3 separate regions of the Homo sapiens genome follow, and all the other regions are linked to region 1. Evidence: chromatin contacts called from ENCODE Hi-C or POLR2A ChIA-PET data. All regions are on one chromosome and are shown on one strand. The core of a region is the stretch at or near the end of the contact, and the rest is flanking DNA. Distances in the headings are between cores, read along the strand shown. Region 1 holds the start of ERFE (erythroferrone). Region 2 holds the start of PER2 (period circadian regulator 2). Region 3 overlaps RAMP1 (receptor activity modifying protein 1).

Region 1 (2,729 bases), core at 78-2,577:
CAGGAGACGGCCCCAGCAATGGGGGTGGGTATTGGGCAGCTGCCCTGGTTCCAGCCACAAGGGGTCTCTCAGAAACAAGCCTTGGAGCCTGGGAGGACCTCTGGTGTCACTGTGTCCCCCACAAACAGGGTCCAAGGCCAAAACTCCACCTGGAAGCCCCTGAGCCCCGTCTGCCTCCTGCTGACAGTGCCCTGACATTTGGCTGCTGTGCCCACCTGGGTGGTTTGGCCAACTGCACGGGGAGGGGGTGCCTTCAGTCCCTGGGAAGTGGCTGGGTGTGATGGGGCCGGGATAGAGAACTCTGGGGGACCCCAGGCCTGGCTGCACCCCTGTCCTCTCTAGTAGATGCGTTCCTGGCTCTCCCCTCTACTGCCCCTGAGCATCTTCAGAATAAACAGCACCGGCCGCCCACCCCGGCTTCCCTGGGGCAGCCCTGTCTCCCTGACCCAAGGCCCGGCCACACTGAGGGCTCCTCTGAAGTTCTCCCCTCCTCAGGCCTGGGCCACACCTCCCCAACCGGACCACCCTCTGCTCAGCAGTCCAGGCTCCAAAACCCTGGAGAGGAGGGGGCAGGGCAGAGCTCAAGATCACCCACTCACGGCCAAAAGCCACCTGATCACTTGACTCAAAGCCACATGTCATTCCCCACCCTGCACAGCCCCCCGACCCCAGATCCGCAGGAAAACACTTTTTGTTTTCCAGATAATTGCACCAAATAGATTGGGGGCGGTGGCAGTAATTCGCTTACACTTTTTACAAATGCGTTCTTCCCAATTTCCTCAAATCAAGTTATTTACACTTTATCTATTTCCCAACTTCCTTCTGTCCCAAAAGAAAAGGGGGGTTTCGCCGACCTAGTAGAACCTTGCTTTAAGTCAAACTACCCCAAAGCCAAAGTCAAGGCTGCCCCGCCGGGCTGAGGGCGGCGTCTACACGGCCCTGAGTCTCTGCGGAGCCCCGGAGCCCCGGTGCCAGGCGATGCAGCAGCCCTCGGGGGTGAGGGCGGGCTCGGCCTCCACGTCCGCCTCCCGCCGCCCCGAGCCGGGGCGTGCGGGCGCGGGCTGGGTCTGGAGCGGGCCCGGGCGTCTTACCGGCGGACGAGCGGCCGGCCCCGCGCGGCTCTCCCCGGGGCCCCGGGGCAGCTCGTTCCCGGGCGGCGGCTCCCTGCGGGCGCGGCTCCTCGAGGGCGCCCCAGGCTCCGGGGACCCCAGGCCCGCGGCGGCGGCGGCCAGCAGGCCCGCGTAGACGAGCAGCAGGCGGGCTCCGGCGGGGCGGCGGGCCGGGGCCATGCGGGCGGCGGTTCCCTCGCGGCTCCGAGCGCGGCGTCTCGGACGCCCCGGGCTCCTCGCCTTATAACGCGCTTGAATCCCCCGCCTCGCCCGAGACCGCGCGCCCGCCCGCGCCCCCTCCCGGCTCCCGTGCGCGCTGCATGGGGATGGGGGGAGTGTCCGGGCGGGGGAGGGGGAGTGGGGGAGGGGGCACGGGGAGCGGGGCAGGGCAGGGAGAGCGAGGGGTGTTCCCCTGCTGGGCGCGTCCCCCCTGCAACTCCTGGTTCTGGGATCCCTCCTTCGCGCTGTCCAGCGCTTCTGCTTCCTGGGGAGCGAGGCGCCCCTTCTCCCAGCCCTGGACCCTCGGCCCTCGCGACCCCATTTTCTTTGCGGGGAGCCAGGCGCTGCCTCCTCCCAGACGGCTCGAGGCATCCTTTCTCCCCGCTCTGTCCCCCACGTCCTCTGCAGGGACCCCCGAGGTACCCCCTCCCCATTCTCCTGGCTGCGCCCCGCAAGGCCCAGGCCTCTATGACACAGGTGGAGCAAATCTGAGCCGGGAGACCCTCAGGGCCCCTTCTCAGCGCCCCTTTCCCAGGCGGGAACTCCCCTTTCCAGGCCGCCCTCCGTCCATGGCTGGCGTGCTCTGAGCGCAGGGATTCACTGTTCTTCCCCACCTGTCGCACCTGCCGGGACCCAGAAGACGCAGGGAGCCAAGAAACAACTCAGGACAGCCGCCCTGCCCTGGTGGGGCTGAGCGGGGCCTGGGCTGGGAGAACTGACCCCTATCGTGCCCTAGCGGGGGTGTGGGGGCAGACCAGACCGGAAGCCAGGCTGCCCACCGCCCACCGGAATCAGTGCCCCCAGAGGTGGACCAGACCCTGCAGGCCTCGGAGAAGGTGGCAGAGAGGCCTCTGGGCGGCCCTACCAGGAAAGAGCCAGCCCCAGCCCCACCCTACCCCTGGCTTTGTTATATCGCATGCCCTTTTGACTATCTGCCCCACCACTGGACGCTAAGCCGAGGAGGGTCGCACACTTGGCTCGCTTGCCCCACCCCCGAGGCACCTGCCCCTGGTGGGTACACAGTGCTTTTTGTTAAAGAACGGGAGAAGGCTCCGCTGGAAAAGTACCTTACACTCACACCGAGGGCTGCTGTTCCCGGGGAACTCTTTTGAGAAGAGCCCGCTGGGGAAAGGAGGCCTTACCCTGTCCTGGTTCACAGGATGTGGCAGCAGGGACTGAAAGGGGCACCAGCAGCCGCAGGTGGTGCCCCCCAGGCTTGGGGATGGGCCAAGTTCCGTCCTCAGATGCAAGCTGGCCTTTGTCGCCTGCCTTTTCTGGCCACTCATGCGATGTTCCACCTGGCTGGCCTCATGCCTGGCAGGTGGGGAAACCAGGAAATACTTCATACTTTAGGAAAAGCATGGGATCAGAAGGTAATTATTCCCTGTGATTCCACCCCTT
Region 2 (2,700 bases), core at 45-2,544, 130 kb before region 1:
GTCCTGTAAGTCTCAGGCTTCTACCCAGACCCGGGGAAATTGTACTCTTTCTCCTGACACTTTAAATGGAAGTTTAGAGGCTCCACATGCCCCACACAATGCTTACCGAAACAAGGTGATGCAGGGTCCCGCGCTGTCTCCCAGGACAACCTCCTACCCCTGGCTCCTGCGTCTCTACGGCTTGCACCGTTGTAAGGCGTCCCTTTCTCAGGGCCCATCTTACCCGCCTTGGAAGTGCTGCCTTTCTCACGGAGCCTGTGGGGATAGCTCTGGTTAATTTATAGCCCACATCGCCCAATTTAGCATTTGATTAAGTTTCCTTTTTATGAGATAGTCCTTTCTCCCTAGTGATGCGCTTGGGGGCAGGGACAACATCATTTCTTTCTTTTGTACCTCCCCAGAGTAACAATGACTCTATTTCCTGAACCAAAAATTGCAACACGTGGTCTCAAAAATAAGAAAGGTCACTTGGTAGCTGCCGGGACAAGTGTCGACCACAGGCACCTCAGAGGCCCGGGTGGGCGTGCCCCCGGAGCTGCTGCAGGGCGGTGCTGCCACCTTCTCCTGGGCTGCTCCGGGGCCCCGCGATGAATGAGTGAGTGAATGAGTAAATGAATGAATGTGAATGCGTGAATGAAGCATGCCGCGCGGACTTTCCCGCGGCCCTGGCCGCTGGGGGCGCGCCTCTGGCCGGTGGCCGGAGGTGGAGGTCTCCCTCGTCCGGCTTCGGCGCGCCGGGTCTGCCAGGCCGGCCGGAGGTGCGCAGGAGCCCCGCGCCCAGCTCCCCCGCCCGCAATGGTACGCGCCACTCCGCGCTCCCCGAGCTGGCGGGCTTGAGGGCGTAGTGAATGGAAGGCGCCGACGCCGGAAGTGGATGAGACCACTAGGGAGGACGACGGGTAGCACGAACGCGCCGCGTCTCCATTGAGGAACCGACGAGGTGAACATGGAGTTCCATGTGCGTCTTATGTAAAAAGAGCGACGGGCGCGGCCACCAATGGGCGCGCGGCGTTCGTAGGCCCCGCCCCTCATGTATGCAGATGAGACGGAGTCGCGGCCAATGGCGGAGGCCGGGGGCGGGCGCGGCGCGCGCGGTCACGTTTTCCACTATGTGACAGCGGCGACTCGGCCGCGGCGGAGGCGGCGGCGCTGAGGGGATACGTGCAGCTGTGGGCGGCGGCGGCGGGCGCGGGGCCGGGCGGACAGAGCCGCGAGTCGGCGGAGGGACCGGCGGACGGGCTGACGCGGGCGCGGCCGGCGGTAAGTGGCGCGGCGCGGCCCCGCTGCGGCTTACGTAACCGCCGCCGGCGCGCGGGCCTCGGGCAGGTCGGGGTCCCAGCGCCGGCTCGGGCAGCGGAGGCGCCGCCGGAAGTTCCTTGGGCTGCTGGACTCCTCGGCTTGAAACGGCGCCGGCGTGGGGGCGTGTGCCCTTGGCCCTGTCCCAGGTGGAGAGTGGTCGAGCCGCGCGCAGGGTGCGCTCGTTTGAACTGCGGTGACACCGAGGGTTGGGGACTCGAACCCCCGCTTCGCAGCTCAGGAGCCTGAGGTCCGAAAGGTGAGGCAGCGTGTGTAGGGCACCGAGCTACCGAGTGACTGCGCGCGGGCTGCGGTTCCGTGGGCGATTCTCTTTTGGGAACCCTCCCTCCCCTCGCATGGGGAAGGCCAAGGAAACCAAGGGTCAGCGCAGCCGGCCCTGGGATCTGGAGGACCCTCGGGGAGCTGACTGCCTCTTCTGAGGCCACAGGGCTAAGTCCTGGGCTGGGGAAGGGCCATGGAGGGGCGCTGATCTAGGAGCTTTTCCTGGACACCCACGGGTCTCCTGGAATGGGTGATCAGAGGGACAAGGAAGTCCCGGTGCCAAGCCAGGCCTGGGAACCTGAGGGCGGGGAGACCCTCTAATGTTCGCCCCTTTGCCTCCCCTGGACCACCCTGTATTAATTCCCTTTCCCCGGACTGGATAGAAGGGAATGGGGGTGTCCACTCTTTGGTGCAGCAGTCGCGCCTACCTTCTGGGATGTACTTTGGCTGCCAAGTCCCAGACATAGACCAGGGGGTGGGAGGTGGCCTGCTTCCCCCTTCAGGAAGGCCAGGGTAAGGGATGACGAGTTGGTTGCCAGGGTTTCTGTAACCTACACAGAAGGAACCCGTTTGGAAAGCTGATTCATACAGAACAACAGAGCCAGAAGGCACCCTGAAAATCACCCAGAGTAACCCCTCAGCCTGACAGATGAGCAAACTGAGGCCCAGGCCCAGGCTGTCTGCAGGATCTTCCCATCGTCCTGGGGCAGGATGAGCTTCAGAGGTTCAGTGATGGCCTCCACTTGCGTGCTGAATCCTGGGTGGGCTGGAATTTGGGAGGAAGGGCCTTAAGTCCGGGAAATGTGTTAAGAACCCCACACGGTGGCTAAAGCCCCACATGGACGCCTCTCACCTGTATATGGCACAGCAGGACTGCTAGACTTCTTGGCCCACCCTCTACCCCCACCTGGGGCTTCTGGTCCCAGGCTGGGTGTGCCTGAGAAGAAAACAGGACTCTACCTGAAGGCTTTATTTGGAAATTGAGTTTTAAAATACAAGGTGAATTGATTTTTGTGTGCTATATGACTATAATGAAGAAAGGGACTCCGTTTTTTTTGAGTGGAAGCTGTGTGGTGTGCCAGCGCGGGGATGGCACCGTGGGTGTTTGCAGTTATCTGTCAC
Region 3 (2,700 bases), core at 10-2,509, 250 kb after region 1:
AAAAAAAAAAAAAAAAAGAGGTTGATATAAGAACCTTTTGAGAAAAAAGCAGCTGAGAGAATTCATTGCCAGCAGACCTGTGCTACAAGAAATGTCAAAGAAAGTTCTTCAGTGATAAGAAAGAGTTTGAGATCCACATAAATAGATGAAGGGCTCCAAAAACAGTGAAAATGAAGACAATAGAAGGGTACTTTTCCTTATATTTAATCTAGAAAGTGAGTAAATGGATCAGAGGCCATAAATTAAATGTGAGGAGACCCCTGGGGGCTTTAAGAGGCTATACAGAAAAAGTAGGGGCCTCTCCGGCATCCCAGCACCCCTCTACCCCCGCCCCTATCGTACGGTCACTGTTTTTCCTTCCTGGCTGCCCTCTAGGTCACTGCCCTGAGTGTGCAGGGCCTCCCTTAGCCCATCCAAGAGGCCTAGTAGATGAGGCATGAGGAGGGAGAGGCAGCAGAGAGTGTGCCGTGCCTGTAGGCATTGGGGTGTGTGGTCTCTCCAGGTGAACAAGGACTCATGTTTCAAGAAGAAAACAGAAGTGGAAAAAGCCACATGAAGTCGTGACGGTTTGAGTCTCATCGTGGGGGAAAAACGAATGAGTGCACGTTATGTGGCCGGTCCATGGTAAATGTTAGACGTGTTATTGTTGCTGAAAACCAAGTCCAGCCTTCTCAACTACAGGGCTAAACAGTGAGAATGCTGCCTTTTTTTTTTTTTTTTTTTTGAGACAGAGTCTTGCTCTGTTGCCCAGGCTGGAGTGCAGTGGTACAATCTCAGCTCACTGCAACCTCCGCTTCCCAGGTTCAAGCGATTCTCCTGCCTCAGCCTCCTAAGTAGCTGGGACTACAGACATGGTCCACCATGCCTGGCTAATTTTTGTATTTTTAGTAGAGATGGGGTTTCACTATGTTGGCCAGGCTGGTCTCGAACTCCTGACCTCAGGTGATCTACCCTCCTTGGCTTCCCAAAGTGCTGGGATTACAGGCGTGAGCCACTGCATCTGACCAATGAAGCCTGCTTTGAATGATGATCCTCTCCCATATCTCAGACCCACCAAACCCGCAGGCAGTTTAGTTTTTGGTGTTCTGCAGATCCAGTGACACATGATCCTGAACACTGACCCCTGTCCTCTGAGGAGCGGAGCTGTGGCATTTTTAGGAGGAGCTATTGCCATCTCTGCACTGGCCAAACAGAACAGGAAGGAGCGGATGCAGGAAGCCACGCCACCACAGAACCCACGCCGAGGCCACGCTGAGGCAGATAGGGCCGTGTGTGGGTGGGCTATTCTGGGATCAGGCACTCTCTCCTTGATATGTCAGCCTTCTGGATTGCAGTGCCACCCACGTCTAAAAATATCTCTAATGTGCAGTCGGCTGCCCACTTCATCCTGTTTATTTATACAGAAGTGACAGCTGAAACTTTCAATAAATGTTGTGAGCTCCGTCAGTGAGGATGTGATAAAAGAATTCCCCTCAGAGTACAGACATTCTTCTGCCCAAAAGAACACAGAACGGACTGAAGGACCCAAAATAGTCATGAAAAATACACCCTGGCTTTAACTCCCTAAAGTTTCAGTTCTCGTGTCACTGAGTAATTATCCTTTTTTGGCTAGGACCTTCTATTCTGGGGCTCGAAGCAAACTTTGCTTGGAATGTTCCTGAATCCTATGGTGGGAGTTTCCAGCATATCTGGGTCCCAAGTCAAGGCCCGACACCACTGTTCATGGTTACTTGCTGGTAAGAAAGTGTGATCACTGATGCTCACAGGTGAGTCATCTACTCTGGGGACACCCTGGGTTGCAGTTGTCCCCCAGCTACCCCCGGCTGGCCCTAATATGAAATATCTGAGCCTGGGCCCTGTCACCCATAGACCTGGGTTCAAATCCCAGCTCCACCTCTTACCCAGAGTGATCCTGGAGACCTCATTCGCTTGTTCAAGTCTTAGTCTCCTATTAAGATAAAGATACAGGTCCTCACTTGACTGGCTCATGACGTATACATTTCTTGTCCTTTTTGAGTTTATACTTAAGCAAAAGGTGACCAGGCAATGTGTGTCTAAATTGTCAGAAAATCTGAGGGGAAAGCACTTTTGGCTTTATATTCGCTTTTTAAAATTTATTTATTATTTTAGACAGCGTTTTGCTCTGTTGCTCGGGCTGGAGTGCAGTGGCACGATCTTGGCTCACTGCAACCTCTGCCTCCCGGGCTCAGGTGATCCTCTTGCCTCACCCTCCAGAATAGCTGGGATTACAGGCGTGCACCACCACACCTGGCTAACTTTCATTTATTTATTTATTTTGATTTTTATTCTATTTTTGAGACAGAGTCTTGCTCTGTTGCCCAGGATGGAGTCCAGTGGCATGATCTCAGCTCACTGCAAGCCCCACTTCCTGGGTTCATGCCATTCTCCTGCCTCAGCCTCCCGAGTAGCTGGGACTACAGGTGCCCGCCACCACGCCCTGGCTATTTTTTTTTTTTGTATTTTTAGTAGAGACGGGGTTTCACCGTGTTAGCCAGGATGGTCTTGATCTCCCGACCTCGTGATCCGCCCGCCTCAGACTCCCAAAGTGCTGGGATTACAGGCGTGAGCCACTGAGCCCGGCCCAATATTTCTTCTAGAAATACAAATGACTACTAAGCATGTGAAATGAAAGACCAAACATCCAGATGGCACTCCTCTTAAAAAGGAGAATGCTAGGCT

What was found. A loop is a pair of places that touch in the nucleus more often than their neighbours do. ChIA-PET counts read pairs that join two places held with the same protein, here RNA polymerase II (POLR2A). Pooled maps may share reads with other maps.
Region 2: a loop to region 1 is called in a pooled map, with 2.9 times the contacts of the local background. The contact joins the promoter of PER2 here to the promoter of ERFE in region 1. A Hi-C loop is called at or near these places in 1 of 168 maps with a recorded cell type or tissue (ascending aorta) and 2 of 50 pooled maps. POLR2A ChIA-PET finds 5 or more read pairs at or near these places in 2 of 52 experiments (PC-9 and T-cell).
Region 3: a map of chondrocyte shows a loop between it and region 1 (2.5-fold over the local background). The contact joins the enhancer-like site here to the promoter of ERFE in region 1. A Hi-C loop is called at or near these places in 3 of 168 maps with a recorded cell type or tissue (chondrocyte and psoas muscle) and 2 of 50 pooled maps.

Annotation. Positions count from the first base shown.
Region 1 is chr2:238,157,568-238,160,296 of GRCh38, reverse strand. ERFE (erythroferrone) reads right to left here and starts at 1,327. Exons shown (of 8, transcript NM_001291832.2): 1 at 1,092-1,327. The coding sequence starts at 1,289. RefSeq lists a silencer at 1,280-1,349.
Region 2 is chr2:238,287,204-238,289,903 of GRCh38, reverse strand. It overlaps PER2 (period circadian regulator 2), which reads left to right and starts at 1,294. Exons shown (of 23, transcript NM_022817.3): 1 at 1,294-1,555. LOC112268433 (a long non-coding RNA gene) reads right to left here and starts at 2,035. Exons shown (of 3, transcript XR_002959458.2): 1 at 2,007-2,035. RefSeq lists silencers at 547-816, 1,157-1,306 and enhancers at 855-1,749, 1,834-2,356.
Region 3 is chr2:237,904,035-237,906,734 of GRCh38, reverse strand. The region is part of intron 2 of RAMP1 (receptor activity modifying protein 1); the gene reads right to left. Among named protein-coding and RNA genes, the nearest start is that of RAMP1, 46 kb to the right of the region's middle. Within about 2 kb of position 1,259, at least 19 of the 41 ENCODE cell types and tissues checked have a DNase peak (open chromatin) inside an H3K27ac peak, as active enhancers do; they include psoas muscle, where a contact is called at or near this core.